2 separate regions of the Mus musculus genome follow, and region 1 is linked to region 2. Evidence: chromatin contacts called from ENCODE POLR2A ChIA-PET data. All regions are on one chromosome and are shown on one strand. The core of a region is the stretch at or near the end of the contact, and the rest is flanking DNA. Distances in the headings are between cores, read along the strand shown. Region 1 holds the start of Stam2 (signal transducing adaptor molecule (SH3 domain and ITAM motif) 2). Region 2 holds the start of Cacnb4 (calcium channel, voltage-dependent, beta 4 subunit).

Region 1 (5,078 bases), core at 2,051-4,550, 66 kb after region 2:
AGCAAAGAGAAAAAAGTACAGCAACAAGCAGTGTGGGTTAGGGCATAAAACAGCCAAGCAATGACTGTGGACCAAAGGTAACAAGCCTGGTACTAAACCTAAGCAAATAGCACACACCCACCCTTGCTTACTCAAGCTGTCTTTAAAGTAAGATGTATGAAGTTCCTCTACCCCTGCATCTTTTCAGTATTTTCTCCCCTGTATTCACCCTTTCCCTTTCCTACTTGGCCAGACTTGGCTTTCTGTTGCAGGATTTTCATTTTTAATATTATGTTTCTGCAGACTTTTTCCAGCTTGACCTTGGTGATAATCACCTTGCTGGGTGGATGCTCACATGGACGCTTGTGCCACAGCCTTTTCTCCCATTCCATGGAGGAGATTCATGCTTCTTCCTGCACACCTGGACCACTCTGCAACCTGCCAACCTTTGTACTGTCCTCATATAACCTGAACTTCATCATCCCTTGTGCATAGGGTGGTGCGTAGAGCGAGCATTATCCTTCTGTCTCAGGGAAACACGAGCTTCCTCCGAGTGTGAGAAGGCGCAGTGAAGTGCCCTTCACATGCCTGTTGCGATCAGTCGGAAGCCACAAAGGGACTGAACATTTTCACAGCTGCCTCTCTGGGGATTGCTGCAAAAGAGAAGGGGGTCTACGTGCCACGCCAAAATCATCTCCTTTTAATACCAGCCACTCCATCTTCCCACCAAGTCCTCCATGTTTACTTTCTCTCCTTGGGAACCTCCTGTGTGTGCTCTATTGAACATAATGTAAGACCTGGCTGCTTCCTACTGAAGCAATGCTGCCAGGGAAGGAAAGAACAATGGCGACCTTTACCTTGGGAACTGGCTACCTAACACTATTGTTTGTCTTGCCATCATAGATGATCGATAACTTTAGGCAAAGGGGTAGGACAGATACCATCTTCCATATCCCCCATATCTACCAAGCTGCATTAATCACATTTTAGGTCAACCATCTACTGGAGCACGTGTCCTTTCTTGGACTTGAGTGTCTTGTGAGCAAGCACTCAGTATACGTATTAATTTTTGTCTCTGTAGCACACACTACAATGCCTGATCTACAGTGATCACCCATGCATTTCTGTTGGATGAAGAGTGAACACTGCTAACACACATAAACCACAGAAATAAAGATAATGCTACCCAAAAAAGTGGGCATGGAATATTGCTGTAAAATGCTCAATCAGTTAATGGCTTGTTTGCATTATTAACTTTTTCACACTAAGAGTCCTTAAGGTCTAAAAAACACAACATATAATTTCCTGATACTTGTTTCAGAGCAATCTGAGCTCCTTAGAATTTCGTTCCTTTTTTTTTTTTTTAGTTGCATTCGTCCAAGTGGCCTCAACCAATTTCACAGCCCATGAAATAACCGACATAGGTTTTTTTGTTTGTTTGTTTATTTGTGCCTGAAGATCAGCACCTAAGAGAACTACACTAAGCTCTGATGCAAAGATTTCAGAACGTACTGAGGAGACAGTATAGAAAAATAAACTGGGCAGAGCAACTCATAATATTGCTACCAAAAAAGTTTTCAATTTGAAAACAGCAGGCTCCTAGGAAATTTTTTCCCTGAAGAAAGAGTTTATAGGTTTTAAGCTGGGCATGGTAGCACACACCTTTAACCCCAACACTTGAGAGGCAAAGGCAGGCAGATCTCTGAATTCAAGACCAGCCTGATCTACTCCTGAGTTCGAGGCCAGTCTGGTCTACAGTGTGGATTCCAGAACAGCCAGGGCAGAGAAACCCTGTCTCAAAAAACCAAATAAATAAATAAATTAATTAATTAATTAATTAATTAAATTAAAAAATTAAAAAGTTCATAGGTTTTGTATTTTAAATAATCTGTCATGGGCTGGAGAGATGGCTCAGTTAAGAACATTCCCTGCTCTTCCCAGCACCCACACGGTGGCTCACAGCTGTCTGTAACTCCAGTGACAGGTGATCTGACACTGTCTTCTGGCCTCCTCGGGCACAGCACACAAGTGACAAATATAACATGTAGGCAAAACACCCACGCACACAAATAACAAACTAATAAAGAAAAAAAAAATAAAATAACCTCTTCTACTTGGCTTTTTCCACACATATTTCATTAGAGCAAAATCAAAGCGTTTAGAGTCACACTAAGAAGCACGGGTCTCAAAGAGGGTGGAGGCCCACCCAGACTTGGCATCCCGCAGTTCTCAATATTAAGACTGAGGTTTTAAGAAACTGAAGCCAGCCTAGACTATATAAAGACTCCACTCTGTCTCAAAACTCAATTAATTCAATAACAATTAAAAAGTGTAATGTGTCACATAGGTATTGTTACAAAAGAACAATTAATTATTCCTTAAACAGTGACTAAGCCTCACATGCTTCCTATATAATTAGTCACTCACATGATTTGAACGTGATTTTGAGAATTATAACAAGATGAAGCACTTTCTAGTCTTTTCTTAAATGAACAAAAATTTTAACTGAACAAACTGGTAGTAAAATGTGTAGCATTTTTGTTTGACTGGAAATTTCTAAATCCGAAAAGCTCGCTAGGAGCGTGTTAACTACTGCTACAAAAATAATGCTAGCCTGTGCTTTTACTGTTAATATTATGCTTAAGTTGTACCCATCCATCTTTTTTCTCATTTTGAAAGTCATGCGCTACCAGAGTAAAGTTTTGACTCCAACAAATATCGGTTGTTCTGGGCTATTTAAAGATTCTGGGAGTTTTCCTTCTCATCCTCCGCGCCTGGCTCTCGCAGCACCTTCAAAACAGTCAATAAATACGAAAACTGCAACCACCAGGGCTTAGATGTGTGCTTACGGGAGCGATGCGAATTAAACCTGGTAAGTCTTAGGTCTCTAGTTCAAGACTGCCCTCGGCAGCAAAAAGGGTGTCCAGTACTGCACTTTTTTTTTCCCAAAGGGACGGGTGTTAACGAGCTCGGGAGAAAGCAGGAAGTTTGTATCAGCAACTTAAGCCTCGTACGAACAAGGCTTTTCCCCCACTCCTGCTCTGGGTGACTGGAACAACCCTTCTCGGTATCCCAATCTCGGACAGGCAGGAGTCGGGCGAGCCAGAGACGCACCGAGGCTGCCCCCCGCCGTCGAGAGCGGCGCCGCCCCTTCGCTCTCCGCCGGGGTTTCCAGGCACCCAGGCCGCCGCCCACTTTCGCCTTGCACACAGCGCGCCGGGCACCGCACTCACCCACATCTTGCTCGAACGGGTTGGCAGTGAACAGAGGCATCACGCCGGCAACCCGAGCTGAATCCCGACGCTCTGGCGGGACTCCGACTGCCCCAGCTGGGCGACCCGCCGCGGCTTCCTAGACGGCTTGGCCCAGCGGTGCCTTCACTTCCGCCGCCGTGCCTGCCCTGCGCGCGCCTGCCTGTCCGGCGCCCGGCCGCCGCGGCTCCAGCCCCACCGGTGGGGCCGCACGACGCTTGGCTGAGCTCTAACACCCTGTAGTGGCCTCTCTGCTGTCCCAAAGACGTGGCAGCCCCCGATCCGACGCCTGATCAGACACGGCAGCCGCCACAGTCACCTTTCCGCAGTGAGGACCCGAGAGAGCCACGGGGCCCAGGGGAGGGGCTTCAGGGCCGGAAGTTGTGGTAGCTGGAGATGCCAGAGGCCGCCGAGCTTGCAGATCCTGAGTGGCGAGGCGGGGTGCGTGGCTCGGGAATGTCGTTTCCTTCGCCCCAGGTTGTGACAGCAGCTCTTCTCGAACCCGAGTACTTCCTGGGTACCAGGTCAGGTCTTGCTACTCGGACCCCGCGCCCGCATCGCGTCTGGTTGCTATGGAAACAGCTGTCGCCTTATGAGAGGCGCTGAGAATTGCCGCCTGGGTTGTAGATGCTCATGGGATCCCGCGGTTAACCAAGCCGAAATAGTCACCCTGGAAAGCGGCTGTGGAGAGACTCTTTGCTTCTCATTTCTCCTGCATGAAAACAGAGCTTGGACCATGGAATATAAAGACGAGTGAAGGGACTGGAGAGGTGGCTCAGCAATTAAGAGCGCTTGCTGCTGAGGTTTTCGTACCTTCGCGGAGGCAGGGGTTACAGCAGTCTGTAATGCCTAGTTCCTGGGAACCCGACACCCTCTTCTGGCTTCCGTAGGCATCTACACTCACCGTCCTATACCCACATGCAGACACGTAAAATTAAAAATCTAATGCCTGGCGTTGTGGCCCACGCCATTAATCCCAGCACGTGGTAGGCAGAGGTAGGCGGATCGCTGAGTCATGTTCAAAGATGAGTGAAGTGCACTCAAGCATTATAGTGCAAAAACATTTATAATGACTTAGTTATGTATAAGAGTCATAAATCCGGGTTCCCACCAGATCCAGCCAGGCATTTAAATAAGTATAAGTGTGCAAACACTCTTCCTGCAATACGTTGCCCTGTACGTCTTCACCCTGCTTCGTATCTGTTCATATCATTTATCACTCTCTATAGTACAGATAATTGTAGTATCCTTATTCATTAGACTATAAATTCCATGAGTTTTGTTCACAGTGTGAACGCAGGATCTAAAAAACAGTATCTGGTAAGAAAGTGCACGGTAAGTACTTTTAGAATGTGGCCATGGCTTTTGAATGGAAAAGCACACATCTAAAGCTGGCACCTTGAGCCGACGAAATCACTTGGCTGTAAAAGCCCTTCTAGCCCAAGCCTGAAGAGTGATGTTCAGCACCCAGAAGCCAAGGCAGAAGGAACCAACTCCAGAAAGGTGTCTTCTCCCCGCCACACACACACCCTTCGGCAGTATCCCGAGCACGGACCCTCCAACTCACACATATCATAAACACACATAATTTAAAAGATCTTTATAACCAGGCATGGTGGTACAGGCGGGTGGATCTATATAGTTATCCACCTATATAGATTACAGGTCAGACAGGGCTGTATAGTGAGACCCGGTCTCAAGTAATTAAGTATTTTTAAACTAAAGCTGGCAGCTCTAGTCAGTTTCAGCCATTTATTGAAGCACGAGCCCTTCCTTCTAGGACTTGAAGTTTTTCAACAATTTTTTTTTAATTTTGAGAATCATTTCAGTGTTTATTTATTTATGGAC
Region 2 (5,407 bases), core at 1,982-4,481:
GCCATGAGGTCAGCACACCCCAACCCCCACATCCCTACCCCACACCCCCGCCATCTATGACTGGTCTCTGCAGTCAAGTGACCACAGGCTGAACTCTCAGAAGCCATGAAGCAAAAATAAATCTTTTCTCCTTTAAGTTGATTTTCTCAGCATTTTATCTCAGCAATGGAAAACTGAGTGATCCAATTGGTCTCTCTACTTTCTCCTGTAGTTAAAGCAAAATAAATGTGAAACAAAACCAGGAAATTCCATCACTCCTAGTATCAAGAATTTAAAAGCCAGAGAGATGGCAACTGTGCTAGCTACCAGCTAATTGACCACTTGAGCTCAGTTCCCTCGGCTCACAAGGTAGAAGGAGAGAATTGACCCTGTAAGTTGCCCTCTGACCACCACAAACACACCCACAATTAATCAATTAAGATAAATTTTAATTTTTAAAGTATTTAAATATTAATAAATTACCATCACCCTTTAAAGAGCTCTATTAAAGGGTGTTATGCTTTAATGTATATATAAATAATTCATTTAAAGAGGTCTGTATGATGCTATTTAAATTAGATAATGTACAGGAGTATACTGTGCTATGAAGTTCTCCCCCAAAACAGATATTGTTTCTGTACCAAAATTAAGAACATTGTTTGTTACAATTAATTCCTGAATTTGGACCATTTTATGAAATCAGTATGTCCACTTTCAAAAATATTTAGGAACTATATTTATTCTCAAAACCTTCATACTCGTTCAAGTAACTCCTAAAATTACCTTTGCAATATTTTTTTTCCATTAAGCCTACACACAGCGGCCCACTCTACAACATTTTGTGTGTGTGTGTGTGTAGTTTCAATCATTGAATGACTAGGAAATTGGGGAAAATATCAGAAAGGATATTGTTTTGTTTGGGCTCAGAGTGTAAAGTAGTGCAGTGAATTCAAAAGTATTAGTCAAAAATCTCACAGAACACACTACTGTATAATTAGTAGTTCCAAGAATCTGCAATAAGAAAGCACTACCAAAAATAAGCATCTACAAAATAAACATAAAGAACTCAGGGTTGCATAACTCAAAAAATATTTTAAGCTGAGCAGTGGCTTCCCCTAATCAAATTCACAAATAACCCTAGCTCTGCAAAGAGGGTACAATGTTCTTTCAAAATGAATGCAGAATCAAATGTGTTTAAATACTGTTCATGCCTGGAGCACACCACACTGAGTTACAGAATGATAGCCATAATTTCTGTTTCTGCAGAAAGTACAAATGTTCGTAGAAATATTACCCAAATATGCTTTATAGACCTTTTAAGCGCTGTCAGAGTCCAATTTTGAGTCTAAATCATGTTCTACTTTGAAAATATGTTTAAACTAATTATCAAAAAAAAAAAAAAAAAAAAAAAACCACCGCGGCTGCCATAGTAAGTTAGAATCTCAGGACACCACGTTCTGGGTGACCTAGAGAGAAAAGTATTTCTCAAGGTCGCTCCAGCAGTCCAGGGCAGAACCTGGGATAAAAGCGTCTTGGGGCAGTGACCAAAGTCTGCCTAAGTCACCTGGGAAAAACACACTCCAGAGAAAGATCAAGGTGAGCCACTTGTGCATTCCTTCTCCGGCATCCTGCGGCTCCGGAGGTTTTATTGGCAGCACTGGGTAGTGCAAAATCAGAGGGTCGATTTCCTTCCTCAAAGTGACAGACACCAGAGAACTGAGCATTGCTAGCGACCTGCGGTTCGAACTACTTGCCTCTGGCCACGAGGAAAACACGGGAAAGCCAGCGCGAGGTTCAGCCAGACCCTGGGAACTGCGCCCGCGCTGTCTTATTTAGGTCTCACTAGACCGCTGTCCCTGTCAGTCCGTGATTACGCGAAATCGATGAAGCAGTGCCAAGATGAGACTAAACTTTTCTAAGTGTCTTTCTTTTGGCCAGAACTCAGAGAACTCGCTCAAAAATGTGCAAAGTATTCAAAAATAGGACAAAGATTGGAGAAACCCTCAAACTCTCACAGCGCATCAAATCAGGTCTCTCAAGGTCCCTCTGTGCAACGAAGGTGGGCCAGGAATACTTTCTAGCTCTTAAATTCAGTGTCCCCGGCCAATGTCCCTTTTCCTCTCCAACGCAAGTACACAAAATACAAACTAACTTCTCGGAGCGACAGAGAGATGTAGGGATGCCAACACTAGGTAGCCAGGGTACCAGCAGAGGGATGGAGTTGGAAGCAGAGGTAGGGGCGGCTGGACCCCAGGACAGGGCAGCATGAAGCAGAGGGACAAGGACCGAGCCCCGAGCGGCGCAGACCGGACTCGCGCTCGGGGGCGAGGGACCGCGCTGGGTGCGGGCTCCGGGCGCCCGAACCTCCTACCTGTCTGAGGATGAAGCTGGTAGAAGTGGTGCTGCCATCCGATCTTTTCAACCTGCTCCTCCGGGTCGTGGTGCCTCGGGCCACCTGAACTCGACACACCGGGGCCACAAAGAAGCCAGTGAGGACCGCAGCGCTGAGCCGAGCGGTCACCCGGGGCTGGAGTCCTCCTTGGGAACCGCGCCCTGGGGACCCCCCCCCCTCTCGCCCCGAGCCCCGAACCCTAGTCTCCCCGGCGCCTCCCAGCGCCCCCACCCCCATCCCTCACCCCGAGCTGGGTGGTCCCGAGCACCCACCACATCCATTAACAAAACGTCGCGTGTGCGGGGTCTGAATCCCCGGCATCGGCGACAGGAGGCTGCGGACACTGAAGCCGGAGCGCTGAGCCCCGGAGCAGGGCTAGGAGGAGGGGAGGAGGAGGGGGAGGAGCGGGCAGGCGGGCGGGCGGGAGGCGCGGAGGAGGGAGCGGCGGCTCAGGACCAGCGCCCCGCACTCGCGGCACCAAGGCGGGGCGCGGGGCGGCGCGGGTGGAGGAGGGGGCGGTACCTGTGAGCTGGGGGAGTGCGGCCCGTCCGCCGCCCCGTTCTTGCCGTACGAGGACGACATGGTTCAGAGGCGCCGCATGGCCCTCGCAGCGCGGTGGGCGGAGGGCGCGGGCCGGTGCGGGTGGAGGGGGAGGCAGGACTTCCCTACCCGGCTCCTGGCCCCGCGCCGGCTCGCGGGCCGCCTGCCCGCACTTCGCCGAGCGCCGCACCTTAAAGGGGCCGAAGCGCTTCCCTCCCCCCCCCCGCGCCCTCCTGGAGGTCCAGGAGAGGGGGCTTCTCGGTTGTCGCCTTCCCGAGCCTCGGGGAGAAGTGCTCTCCCACCCCGCGAGCGCTTTACAGCGCAGCTTTCCAGAGGATGGAGGGAGGGGAAAATCTGAGCTGGGGGTGGGAGGATTAAAATAGTCTGCACAGTTTAAAATGAGACAAAGGTGGCACGGTTCATGAATCAGGACTTAGGGAGGGAAGCTGGTGCAGTGTTGCAGGGAGTGGGCAGAGCGGAACGTGCGTGCGTGTGTGTGTGTGTGTGTGTGTGTGTGTGTGTGTGTGTGTGTGTGTGTGTGTGTGTGTCCCAGAACTCCAATTTGAAAAGGACAGGACTGACTCCTCCTTCCTTGACTTTCCTCATCATCCCACACAGGGATGGTAAGGCACAGGGTGTGTGTGTGTGTGTGTTTGCTTTTTATTAGTGGTTTTTTTGTTTTTGTTTGTTATTGTTATTGTTTGAGCAACTCTACTCTCAGAGATGCAAGTTATACACACCTAGGCAGGCGTGGGAGAGCCTGTCAGTCAGAGTCTGACTGGAGATGCAGCCCCACCACCGGAGACCAGCATGTCCTAAGGAGTTTTGAAGGTCACGTCAAACCTGCTAAAAAGCAGGAGTTGGCCACGTGCCTCCAATTCGGTATAGCTGTTTCCAGGAGAAGAAACTCAACCTAGCTTTTCCGGCTGCAAACACATGCTGTGTTTGAGATCAAGTTCAAAGCAAGAGGATCCTAGAAGGAAGAAATTTGAAGTAATCAAAAGAGGTGGGCAAATATGTGAATTCAAGAAAATAAATCCTAACTATAGTTACAGCCGCAGAGATGCATAGTAAAAATAGAAGTAGACATAAAGCCACTAAATCAGCCCCCCTCACCCTGCAATCTAGTGTTTCACTTATAAAAACAAGTGTCACGTTTATTTTCCCATCCATTACACACTTTCTTTACAGACCCACATCTTCACTTCATCTAAACTTGGGTCCTAAAACTAGTCTTGCCTCCAAGCTCCCTGTGCGCACAAACACACACACACACACACACACACACACGCACACGCACACATGCACACACGCGCACACGAACACACACACACACACACACACACACACACACACACACACACACACCAAGCACAGTCCATCTACACTCAGGCAAAGCCATTTCTCCAAAACCACTTTCCTCAATTTACTGTTTTCTGAGGTAAAGCCCAAAGTCTGTGATCTGCAAACTAGGCTTCCTGCTTGCTTTGGACATACCCACACTCCAAAACTCCTCCCTCCAAATTGATTTCTCTTTGCAAAGCCAGAGAGCAGGCAGGCCCATTTACTGCTCGTCCCTGACTTGCACTCCACTTCAGCATCAGAGCTCTGAAGTATGTCCTTGGCATCTGCCCTCCACACTATCTAGACACCACCCAGAGTTCTGCAACCCTGCTCAGCTCACTCTTCCTCCACAGAAATCCTCCCTGACCCTTGTGGTCCTGGATTGTCCTGTGCCTGAAAAACTGGAGCATTTATTCTCTAGATATTTGGCACAGGATATCTTAGTATATATTAAGTCTTGCTTTTGTGAAAATCCAGTTTCCAAAATAGCTCGGTATCTGTGTAGTTTATGTGTAGTGGAAGCCCCTAGGAAGTTAATGGGTAAGGAGCCATCTCTAATGTAGACACCCCTCTCCACCAGCACCCCCATTAGTTGCTGTCATCTCATTCTGTTCTAGGAACCTTTTTCTTAGTTGACACTTCATCAATACACACAGACTAAATGGTTGCGGAGGCTCTGGCTTCTCATCGCCCAGTTTCACTGACTGAATAATCAGAACAGAATCCACACCAGGAAGACAGCATGAATGGCTCTGCGCATCTGCCTCTCGACAAGAGCTGTGCGGATTACGAATACACCTCCAGCGATGGGCCTAACAGGCACACCATGAGGCGAAAGATGTCTGAGAAAATCTACAGAACTCCAGCGAGAAAAGTGTGAGTCTGTGGCATTCCAGCCAAGCTCCCGAACCCTCCTACCTTTCTGATCAGAGAGGGAAACTCCACCCCACACAGGTAAAGTCAGAAACACAAGACTCCCCCTCTTCTTAAGTGTGTGTGGGTGTGGGTGTGTGGGTGTGTGGGTACTTTCCTGGGAAAGATACTGCAATTCTCCTTTAGCTATCTGTTGCTAAAACTAAGTTCTGAGTGAGCATGGGAGGGTAGTACAGGCTGCCTTCTGACAGCCCCATTCATGTGATGGAAACTTTATGT

What was found. ChIA-PET counts read pairs that join two places held with the same protein, here RNA polymerase II (POLR2A).
Region 1: POLR2A ChIA-PET joins it to region 2 with 11 read pairs in Patski. The contact joins the promoter of Stam2 here to the promoter of Cacnb4 in region 2. POLR2A ChIA-PET finds 5 or more read pairs at or near these places in 2 of 5 experiments (Patski and embryonic stem cell).

Annotation. Positions count from the first base shown.
Region 1 is chr2:52,738,849-52,743,926 of GRCm38, forward strand. It overlaps Stam2 (signal transducing adaptor molecule (SH3 domain and ITAM motif) 2), which reads right to left and starts at 3,301. Exons shown (of 14, transcript NM_019667.2): 1 at 3,213-3,301. The coding sequence starts at 3,252.
Region 2 is chr2:52,673,378-52,678,784 of GRCm38, forward strand. It overlaps Cacnb4 (calcium channel, voltage-dependent, beta 4 subunit), which reads right to left and starts at 3,232. Exons shown (of 14, transcript NM_001037099.2): 1 at 2,894-3,232; 2 at 2,351-2,434. The coding sequence starts at 2,953. Gm46740 (a long non-coding RNA gene) reads left to right here and starts at 3,404. Exons shown (of 2, transcript XR_001783304.2): 1 at 3,404-3,917; 2 at 4,873-5,407.